Regions from separate parts of the Mus musculus genome. Here region 1 is linked to region 2. Evidence: chromatin contacts called from ENCODE Hi-C or POLR2A ChIA-PET data. All regions are on one chromosome and are shown on one strand. The core of a region is the stretch at or near the end of the contact, and the rest is flanking DNA. Distances in the headings are between cores, read along the strand shown.

Region 1 (4,430 bases), core at 1,799-4,298, 71 kb after region 2:
CTTATTTGAGTTAAGTCACTGATACTGAAAAGAATAAAATGAAAACCTTTTCCCCCCCTTTGTTTGCTTGCTTTTGTTGCTGTTTGAGACAAGGTCTCAAACTGTAACCTGCAGTTCACATCGATTCTCCTGCTTTCAGAGTTTGTGTTATGGGCCAACGTGTTTGGTGTAAATCTAGGTTTCTACATTGCTGCAAAGCATGGAAACAAAAATTCTCCTTCTAAATCAGGGCTGGGGAGATGCTCAACGATCCTTGAAACCCAATGTAAAGGTGGAAGGAGAGAACTCATCTCACAAAGTTTTCCTCTGACTCAAAAAGTGCACCAGGGCGCATCTGCCCACAAGTAGGCACATATGCATACAATAAGGCATACATCTTAAAGATTCAATTGAAACAGTTTTTTGAAGAATGTATCCATTGAAGGAGGGGCTTTGAATTTTCATCCATTTAGTTATAGCAAATGTTTGCTCTGCATGTGGCTCATGGATATAATTTCAGCACCTGGAGGCTGAGACAGGAGGACCACTGGGTGTTTGAGGACAACCTGATGTACATACTGAAAAGGTAGGCCAACCTAGGCTACAGAGAGAGTCTGTCTCAAAAATATTACACACACACACAGTATTCAGTGCAGCGCCTGTTGGGGTGGTAGGTCCTGAGCCTGCAGAGTGCCAGTCTAGAGAATTAACTGTCAAAGACAAGTCACACTTAGTCACACTTTGGAGGATCCCTCTTCACTTCGCTATTCTCTAAGCAGAGAAAATCTGATCAACAGAAAGCATAATGGAAAAACTTTGAGTAAAGGGCAGAGAAGAGCTGAAAGGGGAAGAGGCCTTGGCCCTTCTTGACTTGTTAACTAGGGTCAGAAAGGGGATTTCCTATACCCTAAGTGTGTTTCAATCTCATAGGTTTGGAGAAAGGACTATGCTTAGTGATTCACCTCGCTTTCTCAGTACTGAGGCTCAGCCTGGTCCATTGTAATTTCCTCTTCATGTATTATGTAGTGACTAATGGAAGGGCTAGGTCACCAACCAATGTTTTACTCCAACTCAAAGCTATAGGATTTCAATTGGCCTTAGCGTGTTAGGCAATAGGAGGTTTGAATCTTCTCTTATCAAATGAGCGGGTCTCTTAGCAGCTATGAAGGGACTTCCCTTGGGACGTGTTACAACAGAGTACAGTGGCCATAGAATTTTGAGGGTAGTTTCCTGTTTTGCTCTGCTATGTGTTGGGGTGGCTCAAAAAACCTTCCTTGTGACTGATGAAAATGCTCACAGGGTTCATTAATTATCACTAAGAATTCAGTGAAGATAATCAGGCAGCCTGTATCAGATGTTCAGATGAAAGGATAGGTGGTTTCTGATAACACAAATGTAAATTCTAGGTCTGTAGGTTAAGCTTGCTAAAGGGCCCACCCCAGAGCTGCCTGCACTGGGGCCTCCCTTGCTCAGAGACTCTTCCCCAACTCCAGCATTCCAAGTCACAATAAAGTGCCCAAAATCACAGAGGCAAAACTTTGTTAGGGATTTATATGGGTACATCCGCAGGGTTTTAGGATTTGTGACCAGCTTTGTAGACACAGTAACATACATCAAGGCATCTTTAACACCTGAAAAACACTGCCCACGTGGCTGTTGGCATCAAAATCCCACACAGAATTAAAAATTATTTTCCAAGATGCGCACCCTGTGCTCAAATTGATATTTTAATAACTCGATTAAAAATTTCCCAAAAGTCTATTAAGAGTCAGGAAACAGTCTGTGGTGGAGGTGAGGATGTGTTTTTGCAACGGAAACTTTTAGCCCCCGAGAACAGAGCAGCCAAAAAAATCTCATTTACATGTTTTCCCTCCATTCTCCCTTAGCACAGTGAAAAAAATGAAAACCCGTGTGGAAGAGTATGTTTGCTTACTTCTCTCCCCCTACCCCACGCACGCGTGTGCATTACACACAAGCCATGTGGACTCACATGATCCCATTTTTAAATTGTCTTTTATTTTCCACTCCGGAGTAAATTCGACCATTCACTATCAGAGACATCATTATACATAAACTTAAACAACAACAACAACAAAAATCAAAGCCAGGCATGGTGGTACTCTTCTGTAATCCCAGCATTCGAAAAGCTGAGTCAGGAGAACTGCCCTAAAATTGAGGCCAGTCTAAATCTACACAGCGAATTGCAGGCCAGCTAGACCTACATAACAAAATCACCTGTCTAAATAAATAAATAAATGCAGTCGCCGTAAATTTGGTGTGGTGGGTAACGTGGGGGGAAAATATTTTCATTAAAAAGAATCAATAGCCGAGCATGGTGACTTCTGACCGGCAGGGGCAAGCACAGCTCTGTGAGTTTGAGGCCAGCCTGATCTACATAGTGAGCTCCAGGCCAGAGTGGGCCAACAGAAATCATCAACAACAAAAAAATCCACGAACAGGAACAACAACAACAAAATCCACAAACAAAACTTGGTAACTCGTGATGGTGGTGGTGGTGGTGAGTATGGCTTGCCCTTTCTTAATTAAAAAGTGAGTCTGATAGCCCCTTGACCAGCTCACTGCAGACACTGCTATGAAAAACCCCGAAGGGCCCGGTTGCTGTCCAAGCTGTGGAACTCCATTCCCCAGTGCTGAGCTCCAGCGAGCGGGCCTCGATCGCTGCAAGTCCCTGGAGGGCTTTTCCCCTCCTGGCTGACATCCAGGTCCCCCAGGGTCTGTGTCCTCCTAAGTACACCACGGAGCAGGGCCGGCCGCCTCAGGCTCGCCGCCACCAGGTCGAGGCAAAAAAAAAAAAAAAAAAAAAAAATCTTTTCCCTTCTCAGGGCCCCAGAAGCCAGGCCGCCTCCCTCCACCCTCCCTGCTGGCTGGCGGGGCCCTTTCCCAGCCCGGGATCAGCAGCGGCCGCAGCAGCGACGGCAGGAAGCGAAGCCCTTGTTGATGCTGTTCCGTGGCGCGCCTGTCCGCCCTCCGCCGGCCGCCAGGCTCTTCCGGGCTCCCGGACCTCCCCCCCTCCGCGCGTGCGCAGTGCCCCACGAGGGGGCGGGGCTCAGATTCCTGTCAGCGGCGCCGGCGGTGGCGGCGGCCGTCAGTGTGCGCTGAGGAGAAGCCCGAAACGGACCCGTTTGGCTCTCCCTCTTCCCCTTTCCCCGGTCCGAAGCTTCTGGTCTCTGGACTCACCGGGAGTCAGTTCTCCACTCCGCAGAGCTGTTCCCTCCACTCCGCCGCCCTTCTCATCGCTCGGCCGGGTGGGAAGTGACTGCCCTCGAGGAGGAGGAGGAGGCAGCGGCTGCCGCCCTCGCCTCACCGCCCCCGGTTCGGTGCCCGCGGATCCCGGAGAGGAGGTGCCGCCGCCACCGCCGCTCCCCCCCTCCCGCTGCCCTCGGGCCGGGCTGGGTCGAGCTGCGATGCCCTCGGACTTCATCTCATTGCTCAGCGCGGACCTAGACCTGGAATCGCCCAAGTCCCTGTACTCGCGAGGTGAGTCAGATGGGGGGGTGGGGGGGTGGGGCGTGGGGGCGGGGAGCGCGAGCGCGCGGAGTCCCGGGCTGGGGTGGGGGGGTCCCCCGTCGGGGCCGGGCTCGGGCGGGCTTGCCCCTCACGAGAGTCCTGGGCTGGCCGCGGAGGGCCAGGGGTGATCCCGGAGCTGCCGAGCGGCGCCCCCCTCCCCAGCGCGGCGCGGCGCGGCGGCGCGGCGGGGGGCTTAGGGTCCGCGCGCCCCCCAGAGTCCTCTGCGGTCCCGGAGGTTCGCAACCTGCCGGTCGGCGGGTCCGGACTCCACCACACTCGGCGGACTGCCGGCCCAGTCCTCCCCCGGCTCGGGAATCACCCCACTGGTCCCGCTGCTGGGGACACCGGGGAGGGGGGGTGGAATCGGGGCGCCGCGGCTCGTGTCCCCCGGACTCTCCTCTTTGGCAAAGTTGCCCCACGCCGGGCTGCGTGGCCCCGAGGGGCTTCGGAGCTCAGGGTCACCATTTTTTTTTTTTTCTCCCTCTGGTCTTGTTTGTGCGCGGTCGTCCTACTCCCCCCCCTTCCCCGGCCTAGTCCACTCCCTCCCCATGTCGGGACGGCCCCCCTCGGCCAGGCGTTCTTCCTTTCCTCGTCATCTTCTTGCCTGGAAAAGGCCCCAATCTTCTTTCTCTCTTTCCACCTCCGTGACATTCTAATTACTTCTCTTTTACAAAGATAGGGATGCCCTCCTTGGAGTACTTGTATTCCTCTCCCTGGAGTACCAGGCTCGGGCACAGTCCTGCCCTTTGAGAAAAATTCTCTTCTGTTGCTGTTCAAGGGCTTCGTGCAGAGAGGAGGCAATGAACAGAAAATCCCATTTAAAACTACTTTGGCTAAGGCCTGCAGGGGATTCCCAGCATCTAAAACATTAATACTTGAGGTGATCTCTGCTGGGGTTAAATTCCTACACTGGACACCACAAG
Region 2 (4,764 bases), core at 217-2,716:
AAATATCCTAATAATTTAAGGCTGACAAGAAGCCTTTGTGGTAAAAGCTCTTGCCACATATGCTTGACATCCTGAATTTGAGCCCCAGAATCCACAGTGGAAGGAGAGAAATACCCGAGAGTTGTCCTGTAACCTGTGTGTCTGTTCATGTGAGTTCATGCATGTGTGAGGATCATGCACGCGCGCACACACACACACACACACACACACACACACACACACACACAGTCAGAGGGGCATATCATCCTCCTCTATTGCAGCTAAGCTGAGGCTCAGTCTAAGCTTGTCCGAGGCTAAATACACAGACGCTTGCAGGAACCACATGAGAATTCTTGCAGACCAACCACCAAGCACTTACATTTCTTGACTTCAAATTGATCAGATTAGCAACATCCTCAACCAGCCAGAGGGAACACTTAGCAGTTTGTTTTGAATCTCCCACCTAGTACATTTCAGAGTGCACACACAGGGGAGGCCCCAGGATCACCTCCACGTACGGAGGAAAAACCTGACTCACCAAGAACCAACAGTCAACACTGAGGAACCACAGTCAGGTGGTGGGGATGCCAGAACCTGAGCCCAGGATACAAACTCTAAATTCAGGTTTTCATATCCCCAGCCCCGACATTCCTTGAGGAGAAGACTTTAATAATAATAATAATTATAGGTATAATTATAATTATTATTTTGAGACAGAGTCTCTCTGTAAAGCTCAAACTGGCCTTGAACTCATAATCTTTCTGCTTTAGCCTTTAAGTGCTGGGGACTACTGACGACACCAGTCTAAGCTAATTTTTTTTATTTAATTATTTTCAGTACTATAAATGGAACATAGAGCCTCACACAAAATGCTGTGCCTCTGAGTTGTCTTCTGAGCCTTTCCTTTTCTCTTTTCTTTTCTTCCTTCCTTCCTTCCTTCCTTCCTTCCTTCCTTCCTTCCTTCCTTTCTTCCTTCCTTCCTCTTCTTCTTCCTCCTCCTCTTCCTCCTCCTCCTCCTCCTACTCTTCTTCTTCTTCTTCTTCTTCTTCTTCTTCTTCTTCTTCTTCTTGTAACCTCTTGTTTTTAGAATAAGGTTTCACTAAGTTATCCTGGCAGGCCTGATGAATTATGATCTGCTAGTAGCTGGGAATATGGGCCTACATCTCCAGACCTGACTTAAGTTATTAATTTAAAATTTTAAATCTTTATTATTATGATGATGATGTGTGTGTGTCTCTGTCTTTTTGTCTCTGTCTGTGCATATTTGTGTGTGTGTGTGTTTGGGAAAGGAATGTGTTAGGCTCCCAGTCAGTGGAGTCGAATGGAGAAAGAAGAATGCATGTCAGTCTAGAGCAGTTACTAATACAAACTTCCAGGGTTTCCAGAAGTAGAGGGGGTCTGCTGTGGCTTGGGGCTGAGCTGCCCATAGGCCTATATAACCTTCTCCCCCAACCCCACAAGGTCTTCCCAGGTCCCCAGTGATGGGAGAGAGCCTGAGCCTGCCTCCTCCCACTGATCTGTCTGTGCTCTGATTAGGCCCTTATCTTTCTGGCTTTGCCTTGGTTGGCTGCCTGTCAAGTTCAATTGCACTGCAGGGCCTTCATCCTGCCGTGCGCTGAGTGTCCCTGAGTGGAAGGTTCTCAGACTCCGGGCCTGCTCCTGATAGTCCTGGGTTCTATAATCCAGAGCAGTGTTTCTGCAACACAGCAGGCTCCCAGTGTGTGTCTGAATCAAATTAAGGAGAAGCTACCTCCCCGTGCCCTGATGTTGGATTTCAAGGCATTGAGAGATGCCCACACATCTCCCCCTTCCAAAATAACTTCCCTTTCTCCAGACTCTCTTTTGCCCCACATTCTATGATTAGGCTCCGTTTTTTTTTTTTTTTTTTGGCTTATGCCAAATAGAAACTTTGTACATGATTAAAAAAAAAACAAAACAAAACAAAAAACAAACCAACAACATTCTTAGTTCTAGCAGGAAATAGAAGGTACATTGAAAAAGGTTTATCTGAGGTGTGGCGGGGTGGGGGTGGGGGGATTAATACAAGAAGCCCAGAGTCGAAGCACCCTAGGTCTTGCAGTAACAGGAAGTTGTTAGCTCTCTAGGGCTGAAGGGCCAAAGGGAGCCCAGAGTGCTTTGCTTAGGGGCACAGAGGCTGTGGCTGCCCCATTATGCAAGTCTGAAGCAGATGTCTTCGTGTTGCTCTCTTGAAGCAGCAACTGTGCCCCCCAACTTCCCCCCAACCCTCTCCCCCACTCACACAGAGGCCACATTCACCCAGAAACCAGAGGGTGAGTGAGAGCTCTTCTGAGCTTTTAAGGCTCAGCTTCCCAGGGCCAAAGAACAGCAGAAAATGCATCCTATCTAGTTTTAATAGAATAAAGAATAATGAACCTAATGGATTATGCTTAGAGTAAAGATATTACACTCTTTAAGAAGGGCTGGGCCTGGGCCTGAGGATACAGGACTATACTCCCAGCTGCTTGGAAGGTTGAAGCAGGAGGATGGGCTCAAGGCCTACTCGGGCTACATAGTAGGTTCAAGGCAACTTTACGATACCCTATCTCAAAAATAAAAGGCCAAGGCGATGATAGCTCAACTGGTAGAGTGCTCGCTAGCCTACACCAGGCTTCAATTCCCAGCACCACTTAACCTGGCCATGGTGGGAGCACAGCTATAATTTCAACACACAGGAGGTGGAGAAGGGGAAGGAGAAGTTCAAGGTCACCTTTGGTTACATTAAAAACCCTGTCTCAAATAAACAAGTAAAAACAATAGATAAAATGAAAAGGGCCTGCGGATATACCTCAGTGGTAGAGGGCTTGCCCAGCATGCGCAAAGCCCGAGGTTCAATCCCTGTTACTGGGGCGGGAGTGGGAGGGAGGCAATGAGAGAGGAAAGGAGAGTTAAGGTGACTTCGAGCCTGGTCCTGAGTAAGAGGTTGTGGATGGCAGCCCAGTAGCCTGGGAAAGCCTGGGGGAGCGCAACAGTGGAGCAAATGCTTTGTCATCCATCACCTGGGTTTGACTAGCCAGTCTGGGGCTGGGAGGCCTCAATCAGAGCTCTGCTCCCCAGTTCTGGGCTGTGCCTTGGCAATGGGTGTTTCTTTCCTGTGCCTCTGATGCAGAACCCTTGTTTCTGCTTCAGGCAACTGTAGGGATTGCATAAATTATCTTTGATCCTGGGTCTGGGAGAGAGAAGGGAAAATGGTTGTCGGAGCTGCCTAAGGTTGGGAAGCACTGTCAGGAGGAGCAGGGGACGGAGGACTGGAGTCCTAGATGGTAGATGGGGCTCCCTCAGGGCTGGCAAGGGTCATGGAACATCTAGGGTCTCATGCTTAAAGTGAGGTCCAGGGGCCGGTAGTATTAGATTACCAGAAAGTTCATTAGAAGCAAGGAGTCTGGGTCCCCACCATTTACTGACTCACTCAGGGTTTATATTTTTTCCAATTTTAAATTATTGTTTTTTCTCTTTAAGAAAATGTTTGCACATGTGCACATGCATTTGTGTATGTGCTTGGGTGCGTGTAGAGGCCAGAGATTGACTGGTGTTGGTTCTCTCTCTCTCTCTCCCTCCCTCCCCTCCCCACCTTCCAACTCCCGTTTTTTTGAGATGGGATTTCTCTGTAAAAACAGCATGGCTGTCCTGGAACTTGCTTTATTGGCGATGCTGGCTTCGAACTCACAGAGAACTTCCTGCCTCTGCCTCCCACTTGCTGGGATTAAAGGCATGTGCCACCATGCTGGGACTCTGTAGTGTTTTTTAAAAAACGTGAATGGGTGTTTTGTCTGCGTATGTCTGTGTACCTCGTGTGTGTTTAATACTATCACAGGGGCCAGAAGGGTATGCCATACCCCTTGGAACTGGAGTTATAGATGTTGTAAGCCATTGTGTGGGTGCTAGGAATCAAACCCAGACCCTCTGGAAGAACAGCCATTGCTCTTACCCGTTGTCATCTTTCCAACCCCACCTCTACCACATTTTTTGAGACAACCTCTCTCTGAACCTGGAGCTCACCTATCTGACTGAGTTAGTCGGCCAGCCAGCATCGTAGATATTCCTGTTTCCCCTTCCCCAGCACTCGGGCTACATGCATCCCCATCATACTTGGCTTTTAACCTACTTGCTAGGGATTCAAACGTGGGTCCTCACGCATGCACTACAAACGCTTTGCCAACTGAGCCACGTCTCCAACCCATGCTAGGATTTTTTTTAATTGATTTTTTTTTTGAGCACACGATGCTAATTCTTTTTTAATTATATGTAAGTACACTGTAGCTGTCTTCAGACACACAAGAAGAGGGCATAGGATTCCTTTACAGATGGTTGTGAGCCACTATGTGGTTGCTGGGATTTGAACTCAGGACCTCCGGAAGAGCAGCCAGTGCTCTTAACCGCTGAGCCATCTCTCCAGCCCCCCATGCTAGGAATTTTAGAGACTGTGAAGGGCTCTCTCTAGTTCTCATTTCCCTTTCGTAAGCTGTGTGTTGGTCTCCAGGGCCAGCTTCCCGTTTGCTTGCATGTTTGAGACAGATTCTCATGTATCCCAAGGTGGTTTCAAACTCCATGTGTATCCCAGGGTGCCCTTGTGTATCTCATCCCCCTGCCTCCACATCTAAGTACCGGGTCTACAGGCGCCATGATACCTGGCTCCACACTAACTTTTTTTTCTTTCAGAAAGTCATTCAACAAAAATGGAGTCCTTTCTTAGCACTGATGATGAGGAAACTTTAAAAAAAAAAATGTAGCTTAGAGATAATGGGCTTGCTTAGCGTGCATGAGACC

What was found. A loop is a pair of places that touch in the nucleus more often than their neighbours do. ChIA-PET counts read pairs that join two places held with the same protein, here RNA polymerase II (POLR2A).
Region 1: a map of adrenal gland shows a loop between it and region 2 (1.8-fold over the local background). The contact joins the promoter of Nfat5 here to the enhancer-like site in region 2. A Hi-C loop is called at or near these places in 1 of 37 maps with a recorded cell type or tissue (adrenal gland). POLR2A ChIA-PET finds 5 or more read pairs at or near these places in 1 of 5 experiments (embryonic stem cell).

The regions. Positions count from the first base shown.
Region 1 is chr8:107,290,422-107,294,851 of GRCm38, forward strand. Nfat5 (nuclear factor of activated T cells 5) reads left to right here and starts at 3,049. Exons shown (of 15, transcript NM_018823.2): 1 at 3,049-3,477. The coding sequence starts at 3,405.
Region 2 is chr8:107,220,570-107,225,333 of GRCm38, forward strand. No RefSeq gene overlaps it. Among named protein-coding and RNA genes, the nearest start is that of 4930517G24Rik, 18 kb to the left of the region's middle. Within about 2 kb of position 1,467, at least 1 of the 3 ENCODE cell types and tissues checked has a DNase peak (open chromatin) inside an H3K27ac peak, as active enhancers do.